Regions from separate parts of the Homo sapiens genome. Here region 1 is linked to region 2. A link is an interaction called in ENCODE POLR2A ChIA-PET data of the cell type or tissue named here. Cell type or tissue: Panc1. All regions are shown on one strand. Links, peaks and the distances in the headings refer to the core of each region. The heading gives the core; the rest is flanking DNA. Region 1 overlaps RBMS3 (RNA binding motif single stranded interacting protein 3). Region 2 has its middle 120 kb from the start of STT3B.

Evidence for each region. ChIA-PET counts read pairs that join two places held together with the same protein. Peaks named below come from ENCODE experiments on the same cell type or tissue, not always from the same donor. Only the 100,000 strongest peaks of a DNase experiment are listed, where the experiment ranks them.
Region 1: POLR2A ChIA-PET joins it to region 2 with 19 read pairs; 1 of 35 experiments calls an interaction of 5 or more read pairs at or near these places.

What each region holds. Positions count from the first base shown.
Region 1 is chr3:30,006,993-30,018,397 of GRCh38, reverse strand. It overlaps RBMS3 (RNA binding motif single stranded interacting protein 3), which reads right to left. Exons shown (of 15, transcript NM_001003793.3): 15 at 8,012-11,405. Among named protein-coding and RNA genes, the nearest start is that of RBMS3-AS1, 79 kb to the right of the region's middle. In Panc1, for the core only: CTCF peaks have their summits at 5,047 and 5,250 (motif pointing left); DNase peaks (open chromatin) are centred at 5,047 and 5,267.
Region 2 is chr3:31,407,048-31,418,452 of GRCh38, reverse strand. No RefSeq gene overlaps it. Among named protein-coding and RNA genes, the nearest start is that of STT3B, 120 kb to the left of the region's middle. RefSeq lists an enhancer at 4,764-5,963. In Panc1, for the core only: no CTCF peak of the experiment used is centred there; a DNase peak (open chromatin) is centred at 5,492.

The sequences.
Region 1 (11,405 bases), core at 1,898-9,897, 1.4 Mb after region 2:
ACAACATTGAAAATGTTGGACAGGCTGCAAATTTGATGACTTTTCTTGAGGCCATCAGAAAACTGAGGTCACAGGGTAACTCACTATAGTAAAATCTTAGAAAAGAGGTATCTCCTGAGAAAAACAGGACCTGAGTAAGCATCTGCTTGCTTGCAGCAGTTTCTGTGCATGTCTTATTGCATGGCAGAGGCACCTGACAGTCACAACTGAAGCAAACCCTGAGAATGACCCTATGGTCTAAGAAGCATGTTGCTTTAGAGTTCTGAGTCAAGGAATCAGGAAGTGACCAGCCCGGAAATTCACTCCTTATCTGTGAAGGAACTCACGGCTTAACTCTTGGAACACAGGTGGTCCAAGGAATAGAGGCCCTTTGTTTTTGGGGTAAGTGGAGATTGCTAGGTGAAATGTGTGATGTGAAAGTGCTATATAAACTGCATGCTTTCTACAGACAGTAGTGGTCTTCCTATTCAGCCCACTGCCATTGAACCACACCATACGTAAGTCCCCCCAGTAAACCCTGTGTCTCCTTCACTGGCTCTGGTTCTTTGGCCTCTTGAACATGGTGCCATCCCCACTGGAGTCAATAGGAGTCCAGCACAGCACTTATGTATTAGCTTCCCATGGCTGTCATAGCAAAGTACCACAAGCTAGGTGCCTTAAAACAACCGAAATTTATTTTCTCACAGTTCTTGATTTTCAGGCCAGAATCCTGAAATCAAGGTGTCCCAGAGCCATGCTCCCTCTGAGGTTCTAGGAAAGAATCTGTTCCACTCCTCCCTTTCAACTTCTGGTTGCTTCCGGCAATCCTTGGCATCCCTTGGCTTGCAGCTTCATCTCTCCTGTTGCTGCCTTGGTTCTCACATGGCTGTCTTCCTTCTGTGTGTGTGTGCATATGTGTCCAAGTTTTCCTCTTTTTATAAGGACACCAGTCATATTGGATTTAGGGCCCACCCTAATCCCTAATCTCATTTTAAGTTGATTACATCTCCAAAGACCTTATTTCCAGATAAGGTCATATTAACAGCTTCTGGAGGTTACATCTTAAACATATCTTTTTTGAGCAGGTCTGGAGGGAGACACCATTCAACCCTGTATACCATATAAGCCCGGGAATATGATTCCCCTAAACATTCTTAATGAGTTGCTAAAGACAGCCTGTGGGCTAGTGTGAGAGTGTGGAGCCCAGAGAATCTGCAAATATAACAGAATGTGCTCCCTCTTGCAGGCTTTTCCTCCAAACTCCCACCAGGAAAATTGGAGAGGAATCTCCAGAAAGAGACAAAGAGAACGTGAGAAAGAGATCTTGCAAAAGTCAAATCCCTGATACCCAGACTCAGGCATATCAGAACCTCAAAGAACTCACTTCTCTTACCAAAATTTTAAGACACAATGCATATATATATGTATATACACACAAGCGTATATATATGTCCACATACACATATATATACACATATGTGTATATAAAAAATAAAATACATATATATGTATATATATACGTGTATATATATACATATATGCATTGTGCCTTAAAATTTTAAAAATATATAAAATATATTAATATTTTAAAATTATATATATATATATATATATATTTTTTTTTTTTTGAAACAGAGTCTCACTCTGTCACCCAGGCTAGAGTGCAATGGTGCCATCTTGGCTCACTGCAACCTCCACAGCCCAGACTCAAGTGATTCTCGTGCCTCAGCCTCCCAAGTAACTGGGACTACAGGTGCGTACCACCCCACCCAGGTAATTTTTGTATTTTTGTAGAGACAGGTTTTTACCATGTTGGCCAGGCTGGTCTCAAACTCCTGAGCTCAAATGATCCATCTCCATTCTGCCTCCCAAAGTGCTAGGATTATAGGCGTGAGCCACTGTGCCCGGCCACAATGCATATTTTAATAGAAATTCTGCAGAGGGTTCACCAAAGTAGTAGGCTTTATGTTAGTTTTACAAAGGCTTTGATTCCTGCTTGCAGGACCACAATGGTAAAAGGATGTATGCATGGTAATCTCTCCACCCCAAATGCTATGTAAACCCCAAAGCACATACCTGGGTAGTAGCATAAAGAGACCTGGTTGATCACTGACCTGAAAGATTCAGTGTCAGGAAAGTAAGAAAGTGATGGCAAAATCTACGTAAGAAAGCCCTAAGCAATTTAAAATTATAATCAGAAGCCAAAGGAGTTGTCATTTTAGTTGGTGGGCGTGGGTTTAATATATTCCATATGATATGCTTTGTAAACGATGGTATATTGGCAACTTCTAGCTCTGGAGGGTCTCCCATTGAAGTCTGGAATCAGCTGCCCCATGTCAATTATTGTCTGAATAAGCAGACAATAAATGACATGCCACCAAACCTTAAATGAAGCCTTACAACCAGTCTTTCCTTAGGACTCACCAATTGCTTTTAAGTATGGCTCACCTGAGCTCAGGAATTCCAGACCAGCCTGGGCAACATGGTGAAACCCCATCTCTACAAAAAATTAGCCAGGCATGGTGGTGCACGCTTGTTGTCCCAGCTACTCAGGAGGCTGACATGGGAGGATCACCTGAGCCCAGGGAGTAGAGGTTGCAGTGAGCTGAGATTGTGTCACTGCCGTCCAGCCTGGACAACAGAGTGAAATCCTGTCTCAAAAATAAAATAAAATAAAATATAAAATAAAATAAAATAGGCTGGTTAATACTCTCTCATGGACATTTAGTTTAGGACTTTTGCTAAGCTATAAGGGATGTTAAACATTGAAGAGATGGTAGAAATAATTTGTCTGATCTCTGAAACTGAAGGTCTTTAAAATTTGGGTAATATAGCCATGTGTATAGTTTTCAGAGGAATAATAGATATCTTGCGGTTTCAAACACAAGCAAAAATGTTAGTTTTCTCTTCATGTATAACACCTATATTCTCATAAAAACATGCCAGCTTGCATTTATGTACAGTAAAATTCCAACAAAAATCATTCTAGGGTTTTAGAGTTCAAGATAGAGTTACCTTTGGAAGAAGGGTTTGCATAATGACTGAAACAGAGCATGGGAAAGTGATATCTTTTTGGTTGCTAATAATATTCTGTTTCTTGGTTATTCTTGTGTATTCAGCTTGTGGACATCGTTGTGTTGATCATTCATGGTATATTGTTGTTTGTTTATTATCTTACTGCATTTTAGTAAAAAGTAAAAATCAAAACCCAAAACAAACAGGAAACAAATCAACCATAAGACAAGAGGGGCGGGAGATCATGGCAGCAGGCAAAGAGGCAGAGCTATGCATATATCTCACAGCCACTGTCTTATGCTCATTAGACTTGTTTCAGGTGTTTTAGAGGCCAGACCTTGTTACATTTTCTAGTAGCAATAGTTTGTCTTAGAAATATTTGTTTGATGCAACCTACCTATTGGTGTGACTATTTTGATACCGTCTACTTGTTGGGATAAACATGCTTTATCAACTCGAGGTCTAAAGAAGATTCTGCCCCTAGTTCTTCAATCTGGTTTTCAGTTCACAATGTATAGTAGTCTTCTCAAATTGTTAACACTTGCCCCCTTCCATCAGTAGCTGCCTTTAGATTATATGCTGATATGTAGGAAGTCCTAAGAAGGTAGAGCGTGTCTGGTGATTGGATGATAAAATAGGATTATCATTCAAAATCGTGGGTGAATTTAGCTCAACCAGCAGCTATGTTTCTGTGTTCTCTTGTTCTTGTGGCCTGGAAGCTGGTGGCTTCAAGCCTGGCATTTGTGTCCTCCAGAATCTGAGCAGCATTGCAAAGTAGCTAAGTGTCACCTTGGTTCTACCATTGCCTCCTTTCATCTTCTTAGATATTAATCTTGTCTTTAACTCTCAGGAGTTACCCTCATAAAAACATCTTTAAAGAGAAACATCAGAACTAAACAGTTAAAATTATGCATAACACTTGATTGATGATAATTTTTAGAGCATTTACACATGATATATATATTGCCTGTTTTATCATAATCATTCTGAGAAATAAAAGATATGTATTTTGAGACATAAAAAACCTGACATTCAGAAAGGAAGAAAAAATATTTTGCAGATGGTATACCTAAAGTCAAAATCCAAGCTCTTTTCACTGCTTGCCTGGTATTTTTTCTAATATTTTGTTATCTATCTCTAAGAATAAAGTTATAATGGTGAAATGCCAGGTAATAGAAAAGTTATTTTGGGCAAACAATTCATTCCTTCAAGCCATATGAATAGATTCAGCATTATTAGGAGGAAAATCATTGGCTTTTGTACTTAGCTGATCCTGTGTGTGGATTTTGCCTGTACCATGAAAACATGGCCAAGTCCTATAACTTTGAAAAGTTATGTCCAACTTAGAATGGCATATTCCACTCTCCTTGCTGTCAAAAGAATTAAATGTCCCAGATCACTTGGGAAAAAGATAACAGACACTCTGTTAAGGGGCTGAACTAGGGAGTAAGCAGCAGCAAGGGTTAAACATATTGCCCACAAAACTCTCTGATCTTATTTCACACCAAAATGTCACAAACTGGTACTTACTAGAATACAATACCTTACAAACAAGAATGCCTACTCTCTTTTGGCATCATTAAATTATTTATGGAGGGTCCATTTGCTAGAAACTGTTCAATGAATGAGTCAATGAAAAGTTAAACCTATCTATTTGGTAGACAAGTACTTTCCTTCTAGAGTAAATCAGACAGACTCAAATACAGAAAAGATTGAAACAGCAAGTTATTTCTGGAACAGAAAATGTGAATTGTGTTGAGTTTTGTCACTAAGGTGATTAGAATAAGTGTCCAATGCCCTTCTTCTACAGAAATCACAAATCCCAGGCCAAGTGAGGCAATCTATTAAAAAAAAATGCTGATTAAAAACAAACAAGTAAGAACACACACACACAAACAACTGCCTTCCCCATTGGCATTTCCCAAAGTCATTTCAGAAGAAATTTTTGAAGCCAGGGGTTGAGAATTTGAATGTATTTTTAAAGCACTCTCTAGCCCTTCCTAAGTATAGGTCCATGGGTAGGTTGCCCAACTCTCCAAGCCCCATCTGGGAAATGGGGACAATTTTCCAATCCCTGTCTCAGAGCACTCTTGTGAAAGTTGTATGAACTCAAGTATGTGAGGGCACTTGGTGCAGCTCTTGGCACAGAGTGAGTGCCCAGTTAATAGTGATTCTTTCTCTTAACAGCCTTATCTCACATTACTGGTTTTGTGTAGGAATAGAGAACCTGGGATTTGGGTTTGGAATCCACTAGAGACTAATACAGCAGCGCCACCTGGTGACCATTTTACCACAATAGTAACCTAACAACGTCCTAAAGATCATGGGTGAGAAAGCTATCTCCCTTTGTTTCTAAAGATTTAAATAAAAATACAGTCTCTTGATATATTAGAGAGACTTTTATCATTATTGAAAGTGTCACTCCTTAAAAAAATCCAGAAATAATCAAATTCTCAGAGATTAAGTTTGAGCTATATTTTCATTGTACTGCCTTTGGAAAGCAGCAGTTAAATGTTATCTTCATCAGCATCAATTAAAAAAGGCATAATGGAACATAAACCTTGTTAGAACTATTGAGAATTGACAATTCACTCTGTTCTTCTTGGAGAAAATAAATTATTAGACAGTAAAAAAATGCATAGATATGAGATCAGAAAATCATGATTATTTTATGTACGAGGGTCACATAATAAATGTAGTTTGTTTCTTCATTTCCTAGTCTTCATTCTGCTGTGTTCATACCTTGTAACCTAGGGTTCTTCACCAGAAACCTCTAGGTACATTTTAGGAAATGCCAAAATGTCTTGCAATTTGAAGCAAAATTTTTGTGCATATTGGGTGGTGGTGCAGTACTATTATTTTTTAATCCTAAACAAATAAACAAAAAAGAATTTCTATCAAAAGAAAGCTTTGATAGAACATGGGTGTGGTGTTCTGAATGTTTATGTCTCCCAAAAATTCATATGTTGAAATACCCCTAAGGTGATGGTATTAAAAAGTGGGGGCTTTTTGACATGATTAGCTCATGAGGACTCTGCCCTCATAAAAGGAATTAGTGCCCTTATGGAAAAGGCCTGTGAGAACTTGTTTGCCCCTTCAGCCTTGTAAAGACACATAGAAAGCACAATCTATGAGGAACAGGCCCTCACCAGACCCCAAAACTGGTGCCTTGATCTTGGACTTTCCAGCTTCCAAAACTGTGAGCAATGAATTTCCGTTGTTTATAAATTACCCAATCCAAGACATTTTGTTACAACAGCCCAAACAGAACAAAGGCAGTGGGTAAAACTAAGTTCAAGATCTTTGTTCCAGGCCGGACACAGTGGCTCACGCCTGTAATCCCAGCACTTTGGGAGGCCGAGGCGGGTGAATCACAAGGTCAGGAGATCGAGACCATCCTAACACGGTGAAACCCCGTCTTTACTAAAAAATACAAAAAATTAGCCGGGCGTGGTGGCAGGCGCCTGTAGGAGAATGGCGTGATCCCGGGAGGCGGAGCTCGCAGTGAGCCAAGATCGCGCCACTGCACTCCAGCCTGGGCGACAGAGCGAGACTCCGTCTCAAAAAAAAAAATCTTTGTTCCACACTTACTTTCTTAAACTATCCAATAAATCCATTCTTCCAGTTTTCTCGTCTAGTTTTCTCTTCTGCCAGTACAATGTGAACTGATGTTCAGAAAGGGAAATGGTATATACACAACATATTCTTAGAGCCTGGGCACCGGTTGGAGAGCTTTCTCCACAGCCTCCCCTGGGTGCATGTATTCTAAAGCAAGAAGATGCCATGTGGGAAATCACCTTGATGTAGTGGTAGCTTCCAACTACACTGTTATGCAGATTATACTAGAAGTCATAGAACAGAAAGACTCACAGACCAATAAAGATGCTAGAAGCACGGGGCTTATTAAATCAATTTTAAATACACAGAAAAGAAACAAGGTGAAAGTCATGGGGTAGGTTGACTCATTGAGGTTAAAGTGCGAGAGGGGTGGAAGCACACTAGCTGAATGTTCTGCAATGTTGGTATATATACTCCTTTTCCCTCTGCCACATCATCCTTCTCCAGTGATGGTGTGTTATACCAGAGTTGGGTTTTGAGCAATGAAAGAGGGAGCCAGTGGAGCATTCTTACTCCCTCCAAGACAATCAGGGGCAAACCACTGAAATTCACCAATTAGGTTGATGAGCTGCTGTGGGTACCAGAATGGAAGGCAACAAAGAGTGAGCAAATTAAGACCTAATGAATAGTGAATGCTTAATTTTCTCATATATATATATATATCTAGTGTATCACATATAGTGTTTTCTTGGTCTTTCTTTCCCTTTCTATTTTTGTTCACACTCACATGCTGTACTTAGCTTTTCTGTCTTAAGGGTCGCTTTGTTGTTTAACACATCATAGGAATTTCATGTATCCCTTTGTTTTCCTGTCTTCTACAGTAGAATGGAATATTTTTGAACAACACAGCAAATGACTATTACAGAACAGGATATTACTGGCTCTTAAATATGAGCTCCAAGCTAGCTTGGATTACTCTGGTCTGGAAAAATAGGTTTTCTTTTTATTTGCTTAGCACAGTCTTCTGTAACTTGAGGAATGGACACTTCTGATTTTGGTTGACCTGGATTTAATCCTTGCAGGGATACAAACCATAGGTGTCAAATATAACTGGCCTTCATCCAAGATTCATCAAGTAGTTGGTAGCTGTTAGGCATGTTTGGAGACAGGAGTTCTGTGGTCTCTAAATCCCTAAACTTGAGAATGAGGAAGATTGTGGGAGTCCCTGGGAAGACCTAAATGGTCCTCTCTTTCTAAATTCCCACAAACAGTGGCTTTCTCAGGTCCCCTTGGCATGTATTGAATATTCTCTCCTCTGTCATTTTTTGTTAGCTGAGATGATTATTTAAAAAATTCCAGCACTGTTCCAGATTAAAGGTGGGCACCACTCCTTCCTATCAGCCCTCCTCCCACAACCAGTCTCTGGATGAGTGCAGAAAAACACAACAGCCCTATTCAATTGATTTTATTTTCATTTTTTATTGAAAGCTTCATCAAAGAAAACAGAAGTTTAAACCTAACATCCACTGATCTACAGAAAGCCCAAGGGATGGGGGAGATGGTTGCTAATTTGACTGTGGTACAGATGAAGAAATTAAAAATAAAACCAGAAACACCTTAGAATTACAGAACTTTCCATGACAGTCAGAGACAGCAGTACAAAAATGCTCTTAAATAAAGTTCAAAATTGAATGATGTTTCAGAAGTTCCATGAAGTTGAATATGGACTGAAACAAGGGTTTTAAAAGAAGCTGTGTCCCTTTTTTTTTTTATAGAGACTGAATATCTCATAGCAGATACTACTACATATATTTTTTTAAATTAAGATTCCATTTTTCTTCTTCTTCTTTTGAAATAAATGGAAGCATTTGTGTCCAGAATAGAGAAAACTTTTTCAAATATCTTTTTGAAATAATTTTTACAGTTCCTGAAAAGCATGGAATAACTTATTTTTTTATATATGAAGAGATAACATATTTGAGGGAGGAGGAAAAAACATCTTTCTCAATAATCTTAGACCAGAGGGTTTGAAACAAAATATAACATTAAAGTTACACTTTGGACATTGTTTAAATTTGATGTGATCATAAAAATAATCCACGGGGGTGTCAAAGTCATTCGGCCTTAATAAGTAACGCAGTCAAAATGTAATGAAAACAATGCAATAGTTTTGGTCAAAGAAAGATTTAAAAATATGAATATGACTGTACCAAGAGCTACCGTTATACTCTCATTGCAGAAGTCGTGTTGATCCGTGCTACTGGTTCAAATTTAGTGGAGTGAAGGAAACAAAAATAGCTTTCTTTTGAGGGAAGCTGAATTCTTTGCTATGATTTTTTTCCCATATATTCTGCAAGAATTTAGCCAACTCTCAATTATTTGTGGTAGATAAGAAAAGACATTATAGATAATCAAAATTTATGACATATAATGTACTGATATTAATTTTACCAATGATTTCAAACCCCCTTAAGAAATTAATACTTTATAAGAAATAAAATAATCAAATTTTATTTCCAATTGTTTGTTCCACCCTCAGGTGACATGCTAATAAAAGGAAACAGAGCCCAAGCCCTACACGCTGAAAAGAAAAAACAAAACACACCCACAAAGTAGATAATTAGCCCTTCAAAAATTGAGAGTGATTGTATTTATGCACAATTTAGAAATTGGGGCAGTAGTAAGAAAAGCTCAAGTATGACTCAGTGGCCTAGTGGTTCTTCCTGCAGATCCAAGCTTGACTGCACCTCTACTTCAGCTTTAAAGCTTTCTAAGTGGAAGAAAATTTTCTTGATATATTATTTTCCCTCACAAAAATAAACAGAAATGAATATTGAAAGCCATTCATCCCTTTTTTGCTATAGAGAGTATCTATATGTTAGAGTATAAAGCCAATGATAAAAGAAATTAATCTGGGGTGAACTCTTGTCTCTCACATCATAAAAGGTCTTTGGGGCCAGTTGGGGATTTAGTGTTTAGTTTTTGTACTTTCCTGAATGCTATGTAATCCGCAAAGGACAGCCATGACCAAGAGCATTTGGATTAAAGGACCAATTTCATACTTAAGAATGTTTGGTAAGAAATGTTAAACTTGAGTCAGACCCAACTGTCTTCCAATGCCACAGTGGATGTCATTTGTAAAACAAATTGATTCATTAATGAAATCCCATTATCACTTGCCACAGGAAGGGTAGAGTGTACAGAATCAATGAGCCTGTTTAAATTCTGTCAATCCCTCAGATTGAAGTGAGAGGCTGTCAGTCCCAGTAAGCTCAAAATTTTGAAGCATGCCAGCTACAATAACATGAAAGACAAAATCTCATCCTTCACTTTTTACTGAAGACAAAGTAATATAGATCAAGGTTCTATGACAGGTTTAAGCTTTATTATAGTGTGTGATTCCTCAAATGTGCTGAATGTTGTTATACACGTACATAAACATTGTCCCTTTACTTGATTTCAAATCATATAAAAAAACATTTATTAGTGAAACCCACTTGAGAATTTCTGCTTATCAGCTCATCTGCAGTGGTTCATGCACTCAAATTAAGAATGAAAATGAATTGCCAAATGTATTTTAATCTCCTATTAACATCATAATGTCTAGACAGCCTATTGAAACTTCTCCTCAGTCGTGAAGATGACTGCAAGAGTCCTAATTAAATCAAATTTCACTTTTCATTAATAGGGGTTTTAGGCCACTGTAAAAAAAAATAGGTATTTAGCAAATATCCCAATTATTTAAATAAAGAGGTTTTTTTGGGAAAAAAAAATTACTTTTTTGGAGTCATGCATAAATTGAAAGTACTTTTAAAGCACTTTGCAAGGGGTCCAAAGATGTATTTTTAGGCATAGTAAAATAAAGTGAAATTCCTGCTTTAAACAGCCTTCTTCAGTTCTCAGCCTTATATTTCTAATGAGAGTGCTTTTAACACCATGCAGTTTTTCATTAGAAGGGGGTGGAAGTGAGTCATATGCTTTCAAATGTGACAGATCTGCTAAGGTCACAGGAGGAAGTAATTCAAGTGAAATTTGGAGGTAACATTCTGAAATGTTGAAATCTACCAAGGAAACAAACTAATCCTCGCAAAACTAGAGTCAGGTAGAGGACTGTTTTAAAAGAGTATTATGACATTTGCAATATTCAAGACATGTCAGCATTCAAGGACAAACTGTCATCAGCACCTGCCAGTATGACCTTCAGTTCACTTGGGCTCATTACGTTGTCTTTAGAAGACATGGCCATGTATTGGGGAGCTCCAAGTTACCATGAACACTTTGCCTCCCTTGACAATACCATACCATTATTAAAAGAAAACTCACTGTTGCACTGACCATGAAACTAGAGTTTAGACGAGACAGTGTTTCTCTCATTTGGATTGTGGCTTTAGTTTGTTTCCTGATGTTTAAGCTAAGTCTTGGCTATTAAAGTCAAAAGGAAAAATGGAAACATCCAAATAAATGCTTGAAAATCTGGTGGACCAGAATGCACAGAAAATTAACTTCAACTTAAAGAAAAAAAAAAAGATTATAGTCCTAGTTAGGATGGGCGACAGAGCGAGACTCCGTCTCAAACAAACAAACAAACAAATCACTACAATATATTTTGTTGATTAAATTTGAATTCTGTTGTCTGTATATATTGAAAACTTATTTTGGTTTATTACCACACAATGTAATGCTGCTTACCTGTTGATGCTTTTTTTTCTCTCCCAGACTTGGCTCTTCAAAACAAGTCTTAGGTAAGACAACAGACAAAGCAGGGCAAATTTGAGTATGTGCCGTTGTTTTCCTTCTATTTTTTTTCTTTTTGGTTTGAAAACATACATTTTATAGAATGGCATGATATAAAC
Region 2 (11,405 bases), core at 1,308-9,307:
AATAGCTTAGAGCTGGTGGGTAGGCAAGTGAGCCACACTGAGCTGCTAATAAGTGAGTTGGCTCAAGATGAGGGTGGGAGGTGGAGAGGAGGTACTACAGTCTCCCTCAGTATCTGTGAGGGATTGGTTTCCGGACCCCCTCAGATACCAAAATCCACACATATTAAAGTCTCAAAGTTGACTCTTGGGAACTCACATATAAAAAAAGCCAGCCCTTCATATCTGTGGATTTTGTATCTCGCAAATACTGTATTTTCCATCTGTGCTTGGTTTTCTGCTAAACCCGCAGATATGGAGGACCGACTGTATTTATTGAAAAAAAGTTCGTGTGTAAGTGGACCCATGAGGTTCAAACTTGTGTTGCTCAAGGGTTAACTGTAATTCTGTTTCACATTGAGAATTTCCTTTTTTATATTTTATTTTTCAAAATTGACATATAATAATTATACATATTTATGGGGTACCCAATGATGTCTTATGCATATAATGTAGAGTGATCATATCATGGTAATTAGCATATCCATCATCTTCAACATTTATCATTTCTTTGTGCAGGGAACATTCACTATCCTCCTTCTAGCTGTTTGAAACTGTATAATATATTATTGTTAACTAATCTCTCCCCATCACCACTTCTCCAGAATTTGTTTTAAATGGAAATGGATCCAGGTAAATAACTCAGGGCTCTACTTTATAAAAGAGTTAGATCTTGTCCTAAACTGTAACAAGCAGATAAGCTAGACCAGCAATCAATCAAAATCAGACACTTCTCAGAAATACTCCTAAGTCCCTGCCCACCTCAGACCTGTCGTGTTTCTCCATTGTTGCTTTAGAGTGTCAGAGAATGACCTGTAGTGCAGTCATGTCTTTTACTTTTGTCTTCATAGAAAAGCAAGTCTGACCTTGGCCTCTGGGTACCAGAACAATAAATTAAAAAAAGATTTAAATCAAGCAGAACCTCATAGGCATGCTGATTCAGTTCTTCTTCTTTTTTTTTTTTCTTTCTTAAAGGAAATTGTTTTCCTTCCACACAGGAAAAGAAATGCACTGTGGTTTAATTCAACATTAAAATATGGAGTAAGCAAATACAGTTTTCCTAATTAAATTCCACTATGTTGGGTAGTGTGAAGGATAATTTGGACTATGTGAGATGTATGTTTTGGTGAATAAAAGGATTCTTATGGCCGAAGAAGTCAGCGACATGGGTTAAACAACATTTAGCAGCTTTCTTTACTGTAGGACTTTTCAGAGCCTTTGTCTAGCCAGAGGACTTCCCCCACACCCCGCCCCAGGATCATCTCTTGGGAATAGGGTGGAAAATGCTTTCGGAGGCATTGTATTAGATACATGCTTGGACTTTTAATAATCTCTTCTATGACTGTCAAAGGTTGTCCTTGAAGCAATAAAAATGATGGGTACTCTCCAGGAGTGGAGATTTTGGTTTACTCTGCCTGATTTCCTAGATCTGTGGCCATCTCTTGATCAAGGGCCATGTCTTCCTCTTTCTTTCCTGGAACCACTCTTTAAAATGCATGGAATGAGTTTGGCAAGCTTGTTAATGCCTGGATATTTATAAATACGTAAATATTTCATTACTGCTGCTTTCCTCTGTGCAATGCACACTCCCTTGCAAAGGTATTTGTACTAACAGAGCTCAAATCCACTGGCACCCCCACATCTGTCACTGTCTTTCTCCTGGAATTTAATTGGCAACAGTGACTCGAGGGACTTTATTTGGTAGCACTCTGGGAGGGACTCTTTCCCTAAAGGTTCATGTTCACAATGACAGATTTTTCCTTGTGGATGACAAGAGGGGCTTGTAAGCTGAAGCCCCTCCTGCAGAGATTGCCATGCCTCACCTCTTACCCCAGTAGTGTAGCAGGATTCTGCTTGCTCCTTGAGATAGCATATGAGAGCCTGGGTGCTTTTAATTTAGGTTCCCCACACCAGTGTTTCACCACTAGGACCGTGTTCTTCCTTCTATTCTAAAGATAGGAGAGCTTGCTAGGGCTTATTGGTGGGGGAGATAAAGAGCAAAATTGCAGGAAAAAAACTTTCTTATCAAAATTGGATATTTTCTAAGGTAAAAGAAGCACCATTTTTTTTTTTGTCTCCACATCTTTCTTTCATAGTCATGTGGAATCAGACTTGATACTTCCAGTTACTTAGTACATTTTTTTTTCTTTTCTTCCCGAGATGGAGTCTTGCTCTCTCACCCAGGCTGGAGTGCAGTGGTGTGATCTTGGCTCACTGCAACTTCTGTCTCCCAGGTTCAAGCAATTCTCCTGCCTCAGCCTCCCGAGTAGCTGGGATTACAGGGGCCCGCCACTACACCCAGCTAATTTTTGTATTTTTAGTAGAGACGGGGTTTCACCATGTTGGCCAGGCTGGTCTCGAACTCCTGACCTCGTGATCCGCCCGCCTCGACCTCCCAAAATGTTGGGATTACAGGCATGAGCCACCGCACCTGGCCTACTTAGTACTTTTTAATACACATCAAGATTCAGGAGCTTAGAAATAAGAATTCCTGGTAGCTTTGTGAGAACATGATCAGGAAAAAAAAAAAAAATCAGTTACCTGAAAAAGAGAGCTCCGAAGAATACACCAATGTTAGATTGTGATTTTTGACTGTAGGCTAGAGTTTTTCATGATTTTGGTTCTATCATCTGAAATAGGTTTGCACTGATGCAAATCCAACTTCCAGACCACATTTTGCATTTAGTTTTCTTTGCCAAAAACTGAAGGTAATTGTGTGGAATTTGGCATTTTGAGCTTTGGTTTTATTAAGAACCCTCACCGAATCCCTATAACAATGGATTATTAGAAAAGGAATTGCCTGATGGCTTGGAATCCTATGAGATTGCCTCACCTATTCACAAGCAACTGTCTTTTCCATGTTAATATTCCTTGTATTCTTTGATATGTATGATACATATTAAATGGGTTTCCTGAGAGCAGCTTTGGCATTTTTTTTTTTTTTTTAAAGAGAGGGTCTCACCCTGTTACCCAGGCTGAAAGGCAGTGACACAATCATAGCTTGCTGCAGCCTTGAACTCCTGGGCTGAAGCAGTCCTCCTGCCTCAACCTCCCTAGTAGCTGGGACTACAGGTGGCACTGCAGTGCCTGGAATTTTTTTTTTTTTTTTTGAGTTTTTGTAGAGACAGAGTCTTGTTATGTTGCCCAGGGTGGTCTTGAGCTCTGGGTTCAAATGATCTTCCCTCCTCAACTTCCCAAATTCCTGGAATTGCAGGCACGAGCCACAGTGCCCAGCCAGATTTGGCTTTTGAAATCTATGCAAGAGACCCATTTTCTGCCTTTTACCATATTTAATTGTAGTAGATAGTTTCCCTACCACAATTCTAAAAACGGTTGAACTTAACTTTGATTTGCATTATTCTCATTTTTCCATTTATTAGCAAGCATATTGGCTCTGCCAGAGTCATGTAATTATTTTTGTGTCTGCCAGATTAGGGCATATGGTGTATTATTTTGGGAAGGCAGATAATGCTTCCATTTAGAGTGGTATCCAGGCAGTCTGAACATGTCTTAGAAAAGGTTTCTCTGTAAATTAATTTTCCCTCTCAACTGTGTAACGGCAGTATATTAATTTTTTGCTCCTTGAGGCATGCGGATTTAACTAGGAGAGGATTTTATAATGGTCCCCCATGATACCATTGGTTTGGCAATTTGAATATCTTAGCCTGGAGTTTTTTGTTTTCTGTTTTTTTTGTTGTTGTTGTTGTTTTGTTTTGTTTTTCATTTTTTTAAGAAAGCAAGCTGACAGTCTGGTGTGCCTCTTAGAAAAAGGCCACTGAATGAACAGCACTGGGTCCGAAGAGAAATAAGACGGCTATCAGATGCTTTCCACCAGTGTCAGAATATCAGATGCTGTGTCTAAGAAGGGCAGACTGTCCACCAGACGTAAGGACTTCAAAGCACCTGTCAGTGGCTCCAGCTCTCTCCTGTGGAGTCTAATTGGAATCACATAGCTAAATCCCTGCCTAGTGCTTTGGAAACTCAGGGATACATCCTGAAGACACTTCAACCTGAAAAAAAAGGTCATGGGTAACAGTTTTAAAGGAAAAAACAGGTTTCTTTTTTCCTTATTCTTTGTTCACTGAAGAGCTATGGTTAAAAGAAAAAAAATGCTGTCTCTAAAGGTAACTGAAGCCAGGCATGATGGTGTGCACCAGTAGTCCCAGCTACTCGGGAGGCTGAGGTGGGAGGATTGCTTGAGCCCAAGAGTTTGAGACTAGCCTGAGCAACCTAGCGAGACCTCCATCTCTTAAAAAGAAAAGGACCAGCTTGCAAAGTTGACCCTACTTCTGCATGTTTCCTTTTTATGGCTTTTGTCTCTCTGCTGAAGGGATGCTTAGTTCTTTGGAGTAGATGAACTTTGAGGATGCCCCAACCATTGCACTATGCTTCCTGACTTCCATCACCACATCTTCTAGGGGTCACTAAACAGGAACTTGTGGAACAGTGCTTCTCAAACTTTGACCTGCATCAGAATCACCTCGAGGGCTTGCAAACAGACAGCTAAGCTGCAGCCCCAGAGTTTCTGATTCTGTTGGTCTGGACTGGGGTCTGAAAAGTTGCATTTCTACCAAGTTCATGGATGATGATGTTTCTGTTCTGAGGACTACCCTTTGAGAACTATTGGTGTAGATAGAAGCTATGCATGCAGACTCTGAATTTGAATTGCTTGAGTTTATGTACAGTGATTAGCTTTCAAGACATTGCACAAACAAAAATATGTGCATATCAGATCAGTGCCCTTGCTTTGCATGATTTCAATATATGTGAGTTTCAGTCAACATGATATCATGAGGACTGCCTGTGATCTTTAACCTCTCTGTGCTTCAGTTTTCTCATCTGAAAATGGGAATAATAGTACCTACTTTATACAATTGTTGTGAGGATTATATAAGACAATACTTGGAAAGCATGTAAAACAAACAGTGCAATCTATGAATAGGTATTATAATTATTAGAGTAATAGCCTTAGAATTATAAGATTTTGGACCCTGAGGGGATTTTAGAGAGATAATGTAGTCTAATTCTTCACTGCACCCTCTTCTTTAGGAAAAGAAACAGAGTCACAAAGAAGTAGAATAACCTGTCTAAAGTTCTATGAGAATGAAGACACACCTGGCACCAGAATGCTCTTCTCTTAATTTCTAACTCAATACTTTCTCCAAAGCATCATGTTGATTACTCTGCTTTTAAAGATTTGTTCACAAATAATCATTCAGTTTATATTAAGGATGTATTGATCTTACTCAGCTAATATGAAGATTAGAGAGACCTGGGAAATACAGGAGCAATGTTGTAATAAGGAACTTAACAAGCTCCTTGCACTTATTCCATTGCCTTGACTCACAGGAACTCCAGGATGAGTGTGTTTGGTAAAGAGTCTCTGCAGTTCACTCCTGGGTGTTGTCATTCCAAAGGCTCTTACCGCAGAATAGTTTCTTAATTTGCCATCAGACCCAGCCTTTGATGCAGTTATTCAGACAGGTATTTATGGGGAAGCCTTGATGTGTTTACTCATTTATTCAACAAATATTTAATTAAGCACCTACTGTATGCCATGTACCATTGGGTTAAGAACTGTGGAAGTTGGCATCCAGGTAGTTCCTGGCTTGATTTATTTCATTTCTGGTTCCATTTGCTTTTCTTCTGTTCTAGGTGTTCAAAAACCACCTTGTAATAGGTCACAGCTTTCAGGTTCATTGTAGGCACTCAACAAATAATTGACGAAAGAACAAATCAAAGATGGAGGGAAAGTAACTGCAAAAGAGAGTCTTAATTCTCATCTGCAGGCCCAGCCTCAGGGCCCAACTTCCTGATTTTAGAATCTTAGTGAGAGGAGCCAGGCATGGTGGCTCCAGCCTGTAACCCCAGCACTTTGGGAGGCTGGATCACCAGGGGTCAGGAGTTTGAGAGCAGCCTGGTCAACATGGTGAGACCCTGTCTACTAAAAATATAAAAAATTAGTCAGGCATGGTGGCACGCACCTGTAGTCCCAGCTACTCGAGAAGGTGCAGTGAGCTGAGATCGCACTGCTGCACTCCAGCCTGGGTGACAGAACAAGACTCTGTCTCAAAAAAAAAAAAAAAAAAATTAGTGAGGGGTTTCATATTATTCCTAATCTTTACTTCTACCTCATCATCCCTGCACCAAAAGAAAATTAGCTTCAGTTTATTTTGAATGATCCCAAGAACTGCTCTGGCCATTAAGGAATGACTGGGTTATTTGCCAGTGGACCTTGTTCACAAATGGTTTATAACATGGATTCATCCATTTTGGAGGCTGAGTAAATCACAAGGGCCGGCCAAGAGGCTGAATTCACAAACATCAGCCTTCCTGAAAATGAGTCTGTGTTGGATATTTGAACTATTAAAATAATAGTCTACCACTATACATAGCTTTATTGTACATGGATTGTTGTCACATGCATTTGAGAGACCTGGGGGACAGTTACGTGGAAACAATATTAGGCTTTGGGTATTTGAGTAGGGGCTTGGGACAGGAGGCTGGATCATCATTATGCAGCTCAGGGCTTTTGGGTATGGATGACATCAGACTTGCAGTGAATAACTCCTTAAAAAAAAAGAAGGAAAAAGTCCCTGTTTCTATAACCATTGATTGCCCATAGTTAGGCTGATTTACTGCATATTTCTCTGTAGAGAGATTTTCTGAAGTAACTCTTTGGTTGTAACTTGATGTTTGCTTTTTTTTTTCTTTTTTTTTTTTGCAAATAATGTTTTTGTTTTAGAATAGCATGGATTCACAGAAAAGTTACAAAGATAGTCAAGAGAGATCCCATGTATTTCACAGCTTTCCCTGATGTTAACATCTTACATTACTATGGTGCTTTTGTCACAATTAAGAAATCAACATTGGCATATTACTGTTAATTAAACTCTATGGTTTATCCAGATTTCATCAGTTTTTCTCCAGAACATCATCCTTTTTCTGTCCCATGATTCTATCCAGGATACCATATTATATTTATTTGTCATGTCTCCTTAGCTTCTTTGGTATGTGACAGTTTCTGTGACGTTCCTTGGTTTTGATGACCTTGACAGTTTCAAGAAGTACTGGTCAAGTATTTTGTAGAATGTCCCTCAGTTAGGGTTTATATGATGTTTTTCTAATGATTAGACTGTGGTTATGGGTTTTTAGAAGGAAACCATGAAAGTAAAATGCCATTCTCTCAACACTTTAGTTGAGGGGTATCTGTTATCAACATGACTTATCACTGATGACGTTAACCTTGATTGCTTGGCCAATGTAATTTGCCAGATTTCTCCTTTGTGAAGCTTTTTTTCTCCCTTTACATACTACTCTTCAGCAGTAAGTCACTAAATACAGCCACACTCAAGAACTGGGGAGTTAAGTTCTACTTCCTTGAGGAAGGAATATCTACACAGATAATTTGGAATTCTTCTGTATTGGAGATTACTTTCTCTTCCCACTTGTTTATTTATTCAATAATTTATTTATATCAGTAGGGACTCATGGATATTTATTTTACAGTTTGGATTTTAATCCAGTACTACATTATTTATTTTGCTTCTCAAATTTTTCTGATTTTGGCTGTTGGGAGATCTTTCAGGTTGGCTCTTGTGTCCCTTGACGTACCCTCATCATTTTATTTTAAGCACTTCCTTACTTTCTGGTACTGCAAAATGCTCCAGGCTCATCCTGTATATTTCCTGCCCCAGTTCTAGAATCAACTATTTTTCCAAGGAGCCTTGGTTTCTTTTATTGGAAAATGACATTATAAACCAAGATCTTTGCGTTTGGTGGTGAGTTGAAGGTGCTTTTAATAGAACTTCAGCTAGGGAGCGTTTGGTGGTGAGTTGATGGTGCTTTTAATAGAACTTCAGCTAGGGAGCAAGTTGATCATCTGTGGAATTAATTAACAGCCCCATTGGGTTGTTCCAAGTTTTGACAAAGTCAACAAAAAGAGCTTTAGAACATGCAAAAAAGGGCTTATCTTTAAGAGTAAGCTTTTGGGATATTAAGGTAGAGGTAGCTACTTGTTCTATATAGCAGAAATAATCCTTTATTAAAACAATAGTTTTTAAAGAGAGATGCTCACTTTTTTCAATATTCTAGTCCTCAAAATCTTGACTGCAATTGTCATGATGGTTCGCCTCATTCTCCTATCTCTTTATACCAGTACCTGGTGGGCATCTTTATCTTGGAACTCAGAAGCCAATTACAGAAATATTAGTTTGGGAATGACTAAAGACTTTGAAATGAGAACTCTAAATATATGGGACAGAGGGTCACGAAACTCCATTGCCTGCTTCTCAGGAAGTCTACTACGGGCAGTTCTTAGTGCCTAGTGTTGCCTTTCCTGGTCCCATGCGACTCTGCTGACTCAGCCACACTGCTTGGACCTGTGATTGGTAACTTAGACAAAGGCTTGAGATTCACCTACCCTGCCTTCTTTTCTTCTCTGCGGGCTTCCCTGTAATTAACTTCCATTACCCGAGGCTCTATCTTTCACACCAATGAAGTCTGAAATGAGCCGGAGTAACAGTTAAGTTCTTAACAATTTGAAGAAAACTATGTCATTTAAAACATCTGCATATTAAGGCCAACACAGACATATACAACACTTGAATAAATTTTAAAGGTAAACATTGAGGCTTCAATATTTTTTCAGATTTGCTAAACAATGAAAAAGGCTATGGCTCCATACAGCGAAAACGAGTCAGCAGTAAAAAGAATTGAGTACTGGTATCTGCTACAATATGGATAAGCCTCAAAAAGATTACACTAAGGGAAAAAAGCCACATGAAAAAAGACCACATATTGTACGATTCCAATTATATAAAATGTTCAAAGTAGGCAAATCTACTGAGACAGAAACAGATTAGTGGTTGCTTGGGGCAGGTGGTGAAAATGGAGATTAACTGTAAACAGGCATGAGGGATCATATTGGGATGATGGAAATGTTCTAAAACTGGATTATGGTGATGGTTGTACAACTCAGTAAATTTATTAAAAATCGTTGAGTTGTAAATTTAACAGGTGAATATGACAGTCTGAAAACTACACCTCAGCAAAGTTGTTTATGAAAAATAGGTAAGGAAGAGAGAGAGAAAAAATATTATGGCTTCCAGAGCCTCTGGAGGTATATAGGTTCAGCTGTTAGGAGGATTTGGTGGGAAAGTTTTAAAAGCATAATTGTAAAGTAACTTGGAGGTGCCTAGTCCGTGCAACCTAAAAGAACCTAACTAAGCACTATTGTTACCAGCGATGAATCCGCATCTGTACGGGTCTGCAGCAACCTCACTTTTTGCCTCTTCAGAGGAAAGAATTCAAGTGAGGGGCATAAGGCCGAAGGAGAGACCGAGGCAAGTTTTAGAACAGGAGTGAAAGCTTATTAGAAAGCTTTAGAGCGGAACAAAAGGAAGATAATTATACTTGGAAGAGGGCTAAGTAGGTGACTTGAAAGACAAGTGTGTGGTGTGACCTTTTGACCTGAGGTTTTATACTTGGCATATTTCCAGGGTCTTGTGGGCCTTGTCCCCTGATTCTGCCCTTGGGGTGGACTGCTACTAAGGATGATATGAGGATAAAGTGCTTAGGAATAGTCCTTGCACACAGTGGGTGCCCAAGACAGTTGTCACTATTACTATTATTGTTCTAATGCTGGACATCAACCTCTTTTCTTTGTTTCTTTTGATATTCTGCTTGCTGGGTAACCTTTGCTCTGTCTTGGTTTAATATTAGAGTATCTTATTTCTTTTTTTCTCTCATTTTAGTAGTAAAGCATTTGTTCATTAAAGTTCACAGAAAGTTGTTAGAGTTTGTGTACGTGCTTTCAAAAGGGTCACTCTAAGTACCCACTTTTTGCTTAAGAGGTTTGCTTCCCTCCTATGTCATCTGCAACATGCCTGGCCCTAAATAATTCCTTACCCAAAAAAGACTTTTCTCTGGGTGGAGTTCAGACTCTTCCGGTCCCTCTATCTGAACTAAGCCTTCTGTCCTGTTTGTGTTTTCTGGGCTGTGGAGTAAGGAGGAGTTTTTTTTTTTTTTTTTTTTTTTTTAGCTGTTCCCCGTTTTTAGGAAGAATCATTTCCTGATTGGGGTTTGGGCTGAAAATGGAATTTTCCCTGGGTTGGGTAGAAAATTCCAGAATCCAGGACTATTTCTCAAGACAAATCCCCAGCTCCACCTCCACCACACTACCTATAACAGTTGGAGGAAACTCTTAATGGTAAGAAGCTGATGGAGTCAAATGTCCCCAACTCCACCTCCCCCACCACACGTATAACAGTTCAGAGGATATTCTTGCTTAATATAATTCCACTTTTAATATTGTTTCATATGCAAGTGCATTTTTATAAAGATGCCCATAATTTTGCCTTGACTGAATTGTTCTTCCAAGCTATATCTTGCACACGCCTCCAAGCTACATAAAGAGTTCATTACTAAATAATTTTCCTTTCTATAAGATATTCAGATAAACTGTATTGTATACTCTTTGAGGTGTGCGTGTGTGTGTTTTATTCAAAAGTACCCACAGGAGGGTAGAACGCTACAAGGAACAAATGAAGACATATTTCCACTTCATGCTGGTGGCCAGAATTGGAGGAAATCCAAACTTGGAAAAGAAAATCCTGGGCCGTGCTGCTGAAATCTCTGTGGCATTATTTTAGATTCCAAAAAGATTAACTCATGATTTAGTAAAAGTACTGCTAGGGGATATTTAAAAAAATCAATTTCATTGAGGTACTTGTTATTAATATATTATTAAATGCACTCATTCTATGTGTACAATTCAGGAAACTTGACAAAGATGTGCACTCATGTAATCACCACCACAATCAAGATATAGAACATTATTCTCTTTGCTGGGGGGATTCTTAATCCTAATAAAGTCCTCTAGTAGAAGAAGGGCAAGACTGTGAGGAATTAAGTTCTTTTAAAGGGGAGAAAGGGCCCATATTCTGAAGGACTAATGGTGGTGGGTTTTATTGCCTAGAAGAGGATGTGGCACTATTTGACCATGAGAGAAAAAAGTAAGCCAGGAACTGGAGTTTTCCATGAGAGGACCCCAAGTGAAAGCTTTCCTTTTTTTTTTTTAAATTTTACTCGAAGTCATGTTTATTATTCTGTGTTAAGTGTCACCAATCTTTTACAATGTCACAGACTGTAGGTCAGTGGCAGATGTCTAAATACAGGGCAGCAAAAGAAATACCACCGTCTCTGCATCACCCTTTGGCTGAGGCCAGCAAGGCAGAGGCTGTACCCTCTTCAGGATGAACAAGAGCCTTGCAGTTCTAGTGACAAGGCTTAAAGAAATGATGGCTCAAGATGGAGCTGGGAATGCTAGACAGGGAACATGTGATGGAAAAAGGCAGCTGCAGTTTGGA